2 separate regions of the Homo sapiens genome follow, and region 2 is linked to region 1. The links are chromatin contacts, found by Hi-C or POLR2A ChIA-PET in ENCODE. All regions are on one chromosome and are shown on one strand. The core of a region is the stretch at or near the end of the contact, and the rest is flanking DNA. Distances in the headings are between cores, read along the strand shown. Region 1 has its middle 150 kb from the start of SIPA1L1. Region 2 has its middle 76 kb from the start of RGS6.

Region 1 (5,642 bases), core at 1,917-4,416:
TGTGCCCGGAGTTTGTTCGTTCTGATGTTCGGATGTGTTCGGAGTTTCTTCCTTTTGGTGGGTTCGTGGTCTCACTGGCTCAGGAGTGAAGCTGCAGACCTTCGCGGTGAGTGTTACAGCTCCTAAGGCGGCGCGTCTGGAGTTGTTCGTTCCTCCTGGTGGGTTCGTGGTTTTGCTGGCTTCAGGAGTGAAGCTGCAGACCTTCGCGGTGAGTGTTACAGCTCATAAAGGTAGTGTGAACCCAAAGAGTGTGCAGCAGCAAGATTTATTGCAAAGAGCAAGTGTGAAAGGGGACCCGAGCGGGTTGCCACTGCTGGCTCGGGCAGCCTGCTTTTATCCTCTTATCTGGTAGCACCCACATCCTGCTGATTGGTCCATTTTACAGAGAGCCAAGTGGTCTGTTTTGACAGGGTGCTGACTGGTGCGTTTACAGTCCCTGAGCTAGACACAAAAGTTCTCCGTGTCCCCACTAGATTAGGTAGATACAGGGTGTCGACACAAAGGTTCTCCAAGTCCCCACCAGAGTAGCTAGATAGGAGTGTCCACTGGTGCATTCACAAACCCTGAGCTAGACACAGGGTGCTGATTGGTATATTTACAATCCCTTAGCTAGACATAAAGGTTCTCCAAGTCCCCACCAGACTCAGGAGCCCAGCTGGCTTCACCCAGTGGATCCCGCACTGGGGCCGCAGGTGGAGCTGCCTGCCAGTCCTGTGCCGTGCGCCCGCACTCCTCAGCCCTTGGGTGGTCGATGGGACTGGGCGCCGTGGAGCAGGGGGCGGCGCTCGTTGGGGAGGCTCGGGCGGCACAGGAGCCCACGGAGTGTGGGGAGGCTCAGGCATGGCGGGCTGCAGGTCCCGAGCCCGGCCTGCGGGGAGGCAGCTAAGGCCAGGCGAGAAATTGAGCACAGCTGCTGCTGGCCCAGGTGCTAAGCCCCTCACTGCCCGGGGCTTGCGGCCCGCCGGCCGCTCCGAGTGCGGGGCCCGCTAAGCCCACGCCCACCCGGAACTCGCGCTGGCCTGCAAGCGCCGCCCGCAGCACCGGTTCCCGCCCGCGCCTCTCCCTCCACACCTCCCTGCAAGCTGAGGGAGCTGGCTCCGGCCTTCGCCAGCCTAGAAAGGGGCTCCCACAGTGCAGCAGTGGGCTGGAGGGCTCCTCAAGCGCGGCCAGAGTGGGCTTCCAGGCAGAGGAGACGCCGAGAGCGAGCGAGGGCTGTGAGGACTGCCAGCACGCTGTCACCTCTCACCAGCACTTTGGGAGGCCGATGTGGGTGGATCATTTGAGGTCAGGAGTTCGAGACCAGCCTGGCTAACATGGTGAAACCACATCTCTACTAAAAATGCAAAATTAACCCAGCAGTAGTGGTACGCGCCTGTGATCCCAGCTACTTGGGAGGCTGAGCCAGGAGAATCACTTGAGCCTGGGAGGCAGAGCTTGCGGTGAGCCGAGATGGTGCCACTGCACTCCAGCCTGGGTGAGAGAGTGAGACCCTATCTAAAAAAAAAAAAGGAACAGAATACTGATACTAGTACACAGATAGACCTCACAAATATCACACTAAGTAAAAGAAGTCATATGCAACAGGACACCAAGTGAAGTGTATGCTTCCATTTAAATGAAGTGTCCAGAAAAATCAAAACTGCAGAGACAGAAAGTAGATTAATGGTCACCTAGGGTGGGGATGAGGCTGGCACAGAGTTACTTTAGGGAGTGATGAAAATAGTGTAAGATCTGATTGTAGCTATGGTTGCACAGCTCTGTCAGTATACTAACATTATTAAATGGTACACTAAGAAGCTTAGAAGGAGTGAATTTACAGTATGTAAATTATACCTCAATAGAGCTTAAAATAAAATTCAGAACACAAGTAGACAGAAAACCCTAAGCAGCAGCAAATTCCTTCACCTTCTCTTGCCTTTCTGCGTCTCTCTAATGCCCCCTATGTGCAGAGCCTCAGCAGGAAAAGCTTTGCAGCTGGGAAAGCAGAAATTTGCTCATGAAGTTCCAGCCTCCACCTCCCAGAGCAGGATAGAGCAGGTTAATTTGAAGCAGAAAGACAGTTACTTAATAACTGTTGCAGGAAGGTAAGTGCTGCCCAAAAGAAGGAGGGTTCCTGGAAAAGGGCTGGAAGATTTGCCAGGCAATCTGCACAATAAAATTCCACATCAGAGGGCCTGGCAGGCTGGGGAAAATGGGCAGGAACTCAGACTCAAAATCCTGGAGAAGTGGGAACCTGTAGAGTGCGAGAGAGACTCTGTTGACCCCGGGAGTCAAAGGGCAGGGCAGGTGCTGATAAGCAAGGAGTCAGGGATTGGGGGTGAAATGGTTCTGAATCTGAAGACTTTGTGGACAGGGAGCACCTTGTTCTAAAAGACATGACATCCTCAGAGTCAAGGAGCATGCCAGTCTCACCCATGGCAGGGGAAACTCTTCCCAGTGGTGTGGGTTTGTGAGAGCTACGGGGTCTGAAATACTCCCATTAAAGGGCTCATTCATTTGAGATCACCCCTTTCCACCCTTACAAGACGCAAATACTCTTAAAATGGCAGCCCGGGTTTTTATCAGTCTAAAGTATGTATTGCGTGACTACCATGTGCCAGGCACTGTGCTACTTCCCGGCATTTCTAAATCACTCCTTCCCCTGACAGGAGAAAACACCGGCAGATGAGAGGGATAAGGAAATCGAGATAAGGAAAGTTCCTGAACGCCAAAGCGTCTGGACACTCAGGAAAGTCCAGCCTAGAGACACAGAAAGTGGATCTGTAGTTGCCGGGAGTTGGGGTTCAGGGGGCAGTGACAGGAAGTGGGCATGCGGTTCCTTCCTGGAGTAATGGGAATGTTCTGAAATTAGGTGGTGGGGATGTTGCACAACCCTGACAATAAACTGTATCAGCAATCATAGATACAGTCACTAAACTGTGCACTTAAAATGGGTGAATTTTATAGTATGTACATTTCCCTCAATAAAGCAATTTAAAAAAAGGAAAGTATCTCAAAAGCAAGTGTTTAGGGACACGTGAGTAGATAAGGACAAGATGTCCACTGAGGACTCAGCATTCAGCCAGCACAGGGGCTGCGGCCATGAAAGACCTATGAAGCCGATTTCTACTGCCACACCCTCCCTGTTGCAGCTGTGCCGGGGCTGCCTCTGGCTGGGCCTTCCTGGTGGCCCTGAGGGAGAAGGCATTGCTTATCAGATTGGTCAGAGTTTCCAGACATTCATCTTCTCCCTTTACTGGTGAGCAGGATCATCGCATGCTCAGTCCCACATTCCTGCCTGTCTCTCCCCACTATCGCTGTGCCTGTGAGGGAGGGTGACTGAGAGTCAGCCCAAGGGCAAGCCCTGGCAGGGAGCTCTGCCCTCAGGTTCCTTTTTCCATGCAGCCTGAGACTGAGATTCAGGTGTAGGATGAGGCTGTATGGCTTGTGGACGCCCACCCAGCTTTTACCACCATTCTGCAAAGAGGTTACTGGGTTCTGGCTCAGCTATTAATAAAATGGTATATTCATTCCTACTCTGTACTTGTCACTTTGTGTGTGTGAAAAATAAGGCAGCATTTGAGCATTTCTGGTCTCTTGCTATAAAACAATCAAACACCATCCAACTCTCAGCTATATTGCCTTAGAGCATTCCAGGTTGAATTAACGATGTGCTTAATTGTAGCTGTTGCAAATTCATATACTGGTTTGCAGCAGTAGGGCTGGACACTTACAAATGAGCCTGGCTATTAACTGACCAGTGATTCTAACACTTTAATGTGCATACGCATGACTTAGAAGCTCTCCCTAAAATGCAGGTTCTGATTCCGGAGGTTGGGATGACACCCTGGATTCTGTGTGTCTAATAAGCTTCATGTGTTGGTGTCCTTGCTGGTGGTTCGTGGACCACAAGTTGAGCAGCTTGCATCTAGAGTTTCTCTGCCGCTATGAAGCTTCTGCTCCTTCTCCTGGAGCATCCACCTGCACAGGAAAGGCCAGGCCTTTTCCCAGCAGAAGCTCATGCGACCCACTGGGCTCTCTGGGTGTGCACTGAGGGACTCTAGGCCTCGACATCAGGTCCCGGCTCCAGATCCTGCAGTGGCTGCAGGTCAGAATCATAGCCATAGCAAAGGCAGCAGCTGCCTCACTTACCACCCCCCTCTCACCCCCCACCCCGCCTCCCACCAGCAGAGAATGTAAGGAACAGCTGATTAAGCAGAAAGGGACATGCTCCAGCTGAGATCAGCCATTCACCAAGGACTCCCTTAGTCGGGAGAGGACAAGCGCCATATGTCCCCTGCTCAGCACCTTTGAGGTCTGACTCCTGCAGGTGATGGGCCCTGAAGTGCTGCCAACAGCAAACAAGACAGAATTTGCTGCTGAAGGCAGAAAAAGCCACCCCTGAGCTCACTTTGCCATTGCCTGAGCCAGAGAACATGTGCTTAGCATCACTAGGTGCCTTGGACACAGACAGAGGTGATGAAGACCAGGTTCTTGTCTTTGGGAGCCCACTACCCTGGGCAATGTGAAGTGTAAATACCCGTGGGCCATGGCAGGGTAAAAAGGAGGCCCCAATACAGAGAAAAACTGCTTAGGAATAGGGAGACACATGCCAGTAGGGAGAAGAAACTCCCTTGGAGAGGGTGGCATCAGAGCTGTGTCTGAAAGTGTGGGTAGGATCATAGTGGGTGGAGATGAGCGGAGAGAGAGATCACAGTCTATGTGGGAGGAAATGTAGAAGGGGGATGTTGAGCGCATGTCTGAAGAATGGAGGGTCCGTATGTGCCTTTGATAAGGAAAGAGATGTGCAGTGCACCGTGCCCGTTAGCATCTGCTGTGTGCTACACACTTGGTGGACATAGTAGAGGCTACAGGAAGTGAAAGAAAAGCAAATACTCTGAAAATGACAACACATTTGTGCATTCTAAAATATCCAGAGGTCACAGGCAGAAAGGGCCATGAGCAAAAGACAGAGCAATAGAGTTCAGAGAAGGGGTTACATTCCTTGGGGCCTGTTTTTGGAGAACTGTGGGTACCTAGGAAGCAGCCAGGCGGGCAGGCAGGCAGACTATCTGATTAACCAGGAACTGGTCTTCCTATATAGAGAACTAGAAAGTGTGGCCCTTTTCCCTTGGTGTTCTACCTCCGCGTTCAGCACCTTCTCCCCACCTGCCTGACACTGAAGGATCTGTTCGGTATCCCTGGGCTGTGCCCTTGACAAGCTGCTATGGCTGTTAAGGGTGACCTGACATATAATAAGGAAAACTATCCAAAGCCTGGAAATAAGGCCAAGAAGATATTTGTATGTCCTTTCAATGTTGTGCTGAAATATTAACAGGCTTGCCTAACAATTATTAATCTTCTGGGAGAATGTACTATATTGTTTGACTATCCTGTTTACTATTAACTGAGGGCTCAAACTCTGAAGTTACATGTTAGCCTGCAGAATTGTGTAGATGCAAATGATTCCCATCCAGTAGAAAAGATAACCTCAAAGATTAGGGTTAATTGCCCTGTAGCATGTTAACCAGTTTTGTATCTAACCTATGTATCCAATATTCTTTCTTTAATAGGACTGTATAAACTCCAATGCTTCAAATGCTTTTTGTTTGTTTATGGCTTTTAAAATTTTCTTTCCAGCTATGCAGCTCTGGGCACAGTGG
Region 2 (5,723 bases), core at 1,293-3,792, 690 kb before region 1:
ATCTGGATTTTGGTTTTGACCTAATGCTCATTCAGGAACAGGTTATTTAACTTCCATGTATTTGCATGACTTTGAAGGCTCCTTTTGGAGTTGGTTTCCAGTTTTATTCCACTGTGGTCTGAGAGAGTACTTGATATAATTTCAATTTTCTTAAATCTATTGAGACTCATTTTATGGCCTATCATATGGTCTATCTTGGAAAAAGTTCCATGCACTGTTGAATAGAATGTGTATTCTGTGGTTGTTGGATGAAATGTTCTGTTTATATCTGTTAAGTCTATTTGTTCCAAGGTATAGTTTAAAACCATTGTTTCTTTGTTGACTTTCTGTTTCAATAACCTGTCTACTGCTGTCAGTGGAGTATTGAAGTCCCCCACTATTATTGTGTTGCTGTCTATCTCATTTCTTAGGTCTATTAGTAATCGTTTTATAAATTTGGGAGCTCCAGTGTTAGGTGTACATATGTTTAGGATTGTGATATTTTCCTGTTGGACAAGGCCATTTACCATTATATAATGTCCCTCTTTGTCTCTTTTAACTGCTGTTGCTTTAGAGTTTGTTTTGTCTGATACAAGAATGGCTACCCCTGCTCGCTTTTGGTGTCCATTTGAGTGAAATACCTTTTTCCACCCCTTTACTTGAAGTTTATGTGAGTCCGTATGTGTTAGGTGAGTCTCCCGCAGGCAGCAGAGAGTTAGTTGGTGAGTTCTTATCCATTCTGCAGTTCTGTATCTTTCAAGTGGAACATTTAGGCCATTTACAGTCAATGTTAGTATTGAGATGTGAGGTACCATTGCATTCATTGTGCTATTTGTTGCTTGCATACCTCGGTTTTTTTTTTGTTTTTGCTTTTTAACTTGCATTTTTGTTTTATAGGTTCTGTGTGATTTACGCTTTAAAGAGTTTCTGTTTGTATGTGTTTCCAGGATTTGTTTGAAGATTTAGAGCTCCTTTTAGCAGTTCTTATAGTGGTGGCTTGGTAGTGGCGAATTCTCTCAGCATTTGTTTGTCTGAAAAAGACTGCATCTTTCCTTCATATATGTTGCTTAGTTTTGCTGGATACAAAATTCTTGGCTGATAATTGTTTTGTTTGAGGAGGCTGAAGATAGGGCCCCAATCCCTTCTAGCTTTGCAGGGTTTCTGCTGGGAAATCTGCTGTTAATCTGATAGGTTTCCTTTATAGGTTACCTGAGTGTTTTTGTCTCACAGCTCTTAAAATTATTTTCTTTGTCTTAACTTTAGATAACCTGATGACAATATGCCTAGATGATGATCGTTTTGCGATGAATTTCCCAGCTGTTCTTTGTGCTTCTTTTATTTGCATGTCTAGGTCTCTAGCAAGGCCAGGGAAGTTTTCCTCGATTACTCCCCCAAATATGTTTTCAAAACTTTTAGATTTCTCTTCTTCCTCTGGAACACTGATTATTCTTAGGTTTGTTCCCTTAACATAATCCCAGACTTCTTGGAGGCTTTGTTCTTATTTTCTTATTGTTTTTCTTTGTCTTTGTTGGATTGGGTTAATTCCAAGACCTTGTCTTCGAGCTCTGAATTTCTTTTTCTACTTATTCAATTCCATTGCTGAGACTTTCCAGAGCATTTTGGATTTCTATAGGTGTGTCCAATATTTCCTGAAGTTTTGGTTGATTTTCTTTATGCTATCTATTTCCTTGAATATTTCTCCCTTCACTTCTTGCATCGTTTTTTGTATTTCCTTGCATTGGGCTTTGCCTTTCTCTGGTGCGTCCCTGATTGCTTGATAAGTAACCTCCTGAATTGTTTTTCAGGTAAATCAGGGATTTCTTCTTCTTGGTTTGGATCCACTGCTGGTGAGCAAGAGTGATTTTTGGGGGGTGTTAAAGAGCCTTGTTTTGTCATATTACCAGAGTTGGTTTTCTGGTTCCTTCTTATTTGGGTAGGCTCTGTCAGAGAGAAGGTTTAGGGCTGAGGGCTGTTGTTCAGATTCTTTTGTCCCATGGGGTGTTGCCTTGATGTAGTACTCTTCCTCTTTTCCTATGCATGTGGCTTCCTGTGAGCCAAGCTGCAGTGATTGTTATCTCTCTTCTGGGTCTAGCCACTTAGCAAGTCTACCCGGCTCTGGGCTGGTACTGGGGATTGTCTGCACATAGTCCTGTGATGTGAATCATCTATGGGTCTCTCAGTGTGGATACCAGTACCTGTTCCCATGGAGGTGGCAGGGGGTGAAATGGACTCTACGAGGTTGTCAGCTTTGGTGGTTTAATGTTCTATTTTTGTGCTGGTTGGCCTACTGCCAGGAGGTGGTGCTTTCCAGAAAGCATCAGCTGTGGTAGTATTGAGAGAAAATGGCAGTGGGCGGGGCCTTAAAACTCCCAAGAGTATATGCCCTTTGTCTTCAGCTACCAGGGTGCATAGGAAAGGCCCATCAGGTCGGGGCAGGGCTAAGCATGTCTGAGATCAGACTCTCCTTGGGCAGGTCTTGCTGTGGCTGCTGTGGGGTATGGGGGTGATGTTGCAAGGTCAATAGAGTAGTGTACCTAGCAGGATTATGGCTGCCTCTGCTGAGTCATGCAGGTTGTCAGGGAAGCGGGGGAAAGCCAGCAGTCACCAGCTTCACCCAGCTCCCACGCAAACCGAAGGGCCGATCTCACTCTCACCGTGCCCCTTCTAACAGCATTGTTTCTCTGCTCAGTTACACTACTATTGGCTGTTCTGGAAATCAGCAAACCAGTCAAATATGTTGTGTTCAATAGTTCCCTGGGGTTAGCAGACGTGGGCACACCTTAAAAACACAGTCAAGGTTGTCTTCAGCAACCTGTACCAGTCCTTTCTCTCTTCTGGTCCATCTGAAGTAGGTATTTTGTTTACAAATATTTCTCCAGCATCACACTCAGGAAATCTAAGATTAAATAAAAACTAAAAAGATGGTATTTCTGAAACATATTTCCTATAACATGTCCATCAAACAGAGAATGAAGAAATTGGAAGGATGAAAATGGAAGGAGGGATGGGGCATCAGTTGAGACAGAATGGGGGGTGGTACATTTTATGAATCCTCATTCCTACAAAATGAACCGCAAAGGCAGAGGCTTCTGTGTCTCTTGTATCTCCCCACATGCCCATCATGCTTTTTAAAAATCAGGCATTAAGAATTTGGGAATAGAAGGGACATTCATTTATTAAACATCATCTAAAATCAAGAGTCTAATCTTTAAAAACCTTCTTCAGTGGAGGGAGCTCACAGCCCTCTGACATGGGGGGAAGCTTATCTTCAGGCACACAAAATGGCAGAGGCCAGCAGGGGGCAGCAGCACAGCAGGAATATTGAGGCAAGCCTGGGGTATTGGGATGCAGCCAATGAAAAGTTGGCCAACAGGAAAATCATTGTCCTCTGCCCTTGGAAGAGCTTGATTAGAACCTGGAGCTTCACATAATAATCAAGATAAGAAATTTGGTGAAGTTCAATTTTCTTTTAAATTTTTGTCATGAAAAATTTCAAACACACACACACAGAATTAAAGAGAAAAGTATAGTGAACCAATATGTCCATTCCCCAGATTCATCATTATCAACATTCTGCCATACTTCCTCACCTGAACCTATTTTCTTTCTTTCTTTCTTATTTTAGAGACAATTGGAGTTTTAAATTTTAAAGTGTGTGTTCTTTCAAGGTGAGATTTGGTGAGTAGTCAAGCTCTAGTATAGTCCCACACTGCCATGAAGGACGTAAGCTCCTTTTATCCTTCTGCTCTGACACCCTTAGGTTACCTCATGGTGGCAAGATGGCAGCTGCACTTCTGGGAATCACATCCACATCCCAGGCAGAAGGCTGGGTGTAGTGGCTCATGCCTGTAGTCTCAGCACTTTGGGAGACCAAGGCGGGCAGATCACTTGAGATCAGGAGTTCAAGATCAGCCTGGTCAACATGGTGAAATCCTATCTCTACTAAAAATTCAAAAATTAGCTGGGCCTGGTGGTGGGCGTCTGTAATCCCAACTACTCAGGAGTCTGAGGAGGGAAAATCACTTGAACTCGGGAGGCAGAGTTTGCAGTGGGACTCCATCTCAAAAACAAACAAACAAAAAAACAACCATTCCAGGCAAAAAGAAGGAAGACCCAGGTTAAAAGGCAAATGTTAAAAGGCTACTTTCAGCATGAGAGAAAAAGACAGGGTGCTGGGGGAGCAGTAAAATTCAGGGACCACCACATGGAAATTCTAATTCAGCACCAAACAAATGTGAAGCTCAGAGGTAAGATAAGCTTAAAAAGCCACCTATGAAATAGGAGAGAATACTAGGAAGTCCAGCTCAGGAAAAATGCAACTGACATTTGTGTATCACTTCTTATAGCTTGCGATGAGATCAAGACTATACATGTTATCTCATTAAATTTGTCACAGCAACCCAATCGAGTAGGTTAAATAATTTTACAGATGATGAAATGAGACCTCAAGAGACCTCGTAACTTTCTCAAGGCTACAGAGCTGGTAAATAGTGGGTCCAAAATGATCTGCTCCTTATTGTCCTAATTTCCTTATTACTGATTCTTTCAGAGATATAATATGTGTTCCTCATGAAAAAAATCTGTAATCCTCACCATCGAAGGCCACTACTGCATATACTTGATTCCAAACCAGGAGCACAAAGGTGCGCATTCTTCTCGGGTCCATTGCAGTACACTGTTCAGCAAGCTGCAGTCCTAGCTGCGCCTTTAGTACGGGGGAAGCGGGGGTCCTGGATGAGGGTCTGGGCTGGGATGAGAGACCCTCATCCCCCAGCTCAGACACATCTGCTTTAAGAAATGGCTCACGCCTGTAATCCTAGCACTTTGGGAAGCCGAGGCTGGTGGATCATGAGGTCAAGAGATTCAGACCATCCTGGTCTACATGGTGATACCCCGTCTCTACTAAAAATACAAAAAAAATTAGCTGGGCGTGGTGGCGCATGCTTGTAGTCCCAGCTACTCGGGAGGCTGAGGCAGGAAAATTGGTTGAACCCGGGAGGCAGAGGTTACAGTGAGTCAAGATAGCACCACTGCACTCCAGCCTGGTGACAGAGCAAGACTCAGTCTCAAAAAAAAAAAAAAAAAAAGAAAGAAAAAAGAAATGGAGTAAAACTTCCTTGAAGCCACTGCTCTTCCGCTCTTTCCAATAAAAGGAAATGCACGTAGATCCACTGGGCTCAGAGTGACCTCCTGTCAAGGACTTCTAAATTGTCTTCAAAGATGGAAAATATTGCTTTGTACACAGCTCTTGGGATGGATTAATCATGAGCTGAATTTCACATAAAAGCAGAGACAAGAGACTTGATGCAGTCCAACATTCTTCCTTAACTTTTTTATTAAGAAAGTTTTCAAAAGTACACAAAAGAAAAGAGAATAATATAAAAAAACTCAATACACCCATCCTTGGATTCAACAATTATTCACTTTTTGCTCCAGTTGCTTCATGTCTTCCTTTTGGTCAGCCTTCTTTTTTTGTGAATATTTCTTAAAATCCCTGTCATCAGGCCATTTCACCCCAAAGTCCTTCCATATATCTCTCTAATAGACTTTTTATGTATAAACACAAAACCTTTATCACAATCAGTGGTATTAATACTCACTTTATATTCAAATTTTCGGCTGAGCATGGTGGCTCATGCCTGTAATTCCAGCACTTTGGGAGGCCGAGGCAGGTGGATCATTTGAGGTCAGGGGTTCGAGACCAGCCTGGCCAACATGGTGAAACCCCGTCTCTACTAAAAATA

What was found. Hi-C counts contacts between places; a loop is a spot of excess contacts on that map. ChIA-PET counts read pairs that join two places held with the same protein, here RNA polymerase II (POLR2A). Pooled maps may share reads with other maps.
Region 2: a loop to region 1 is called in a pooled map, with 3 times the contacts of the local background. The contact joins two enhancer-like sites. A Hi-C loop is called at or near these places in 4 of 50 pooled maps. POLR2A ChIA-PET finds 5 or more read pairs at or near these places in 2 of 52 experiments (H1 and activated T-cell).

What each region holds. Positions count from the first base shown.
Region 1 is chr14:71,162,960-71,168,601 of GRCh38, reverse strand. No RefSeq gene overlaps it. Among named protein-coding and RNA genes, the nearest start is that of SIPA1L1, 150 kb to the left of the region's middle. Within about 2 kb of position 3,166, at least 5 of the 41 ENCODE cell types and tissues checked have a DNase peak (open chromatin) inside an H3K27ac peak, as active enhancers do.
Region 2 is chr14:71,853,155-71,858,877 of GRCh38, reverse strand. No RefSeq gene overlaps it. Among named protein-coding and RNA genes, the nearest start is that of RGS6, 76 kb to the left of the region's middle. RefSeq lists an enhancer at 2,547-2,616. Within about 2 kb of position 2,542, at least 2 of the 41 ENCODE cell types and tissues checked have a DNase peak (open chromatin) inside an H3K27ac peak, as active enhancers do.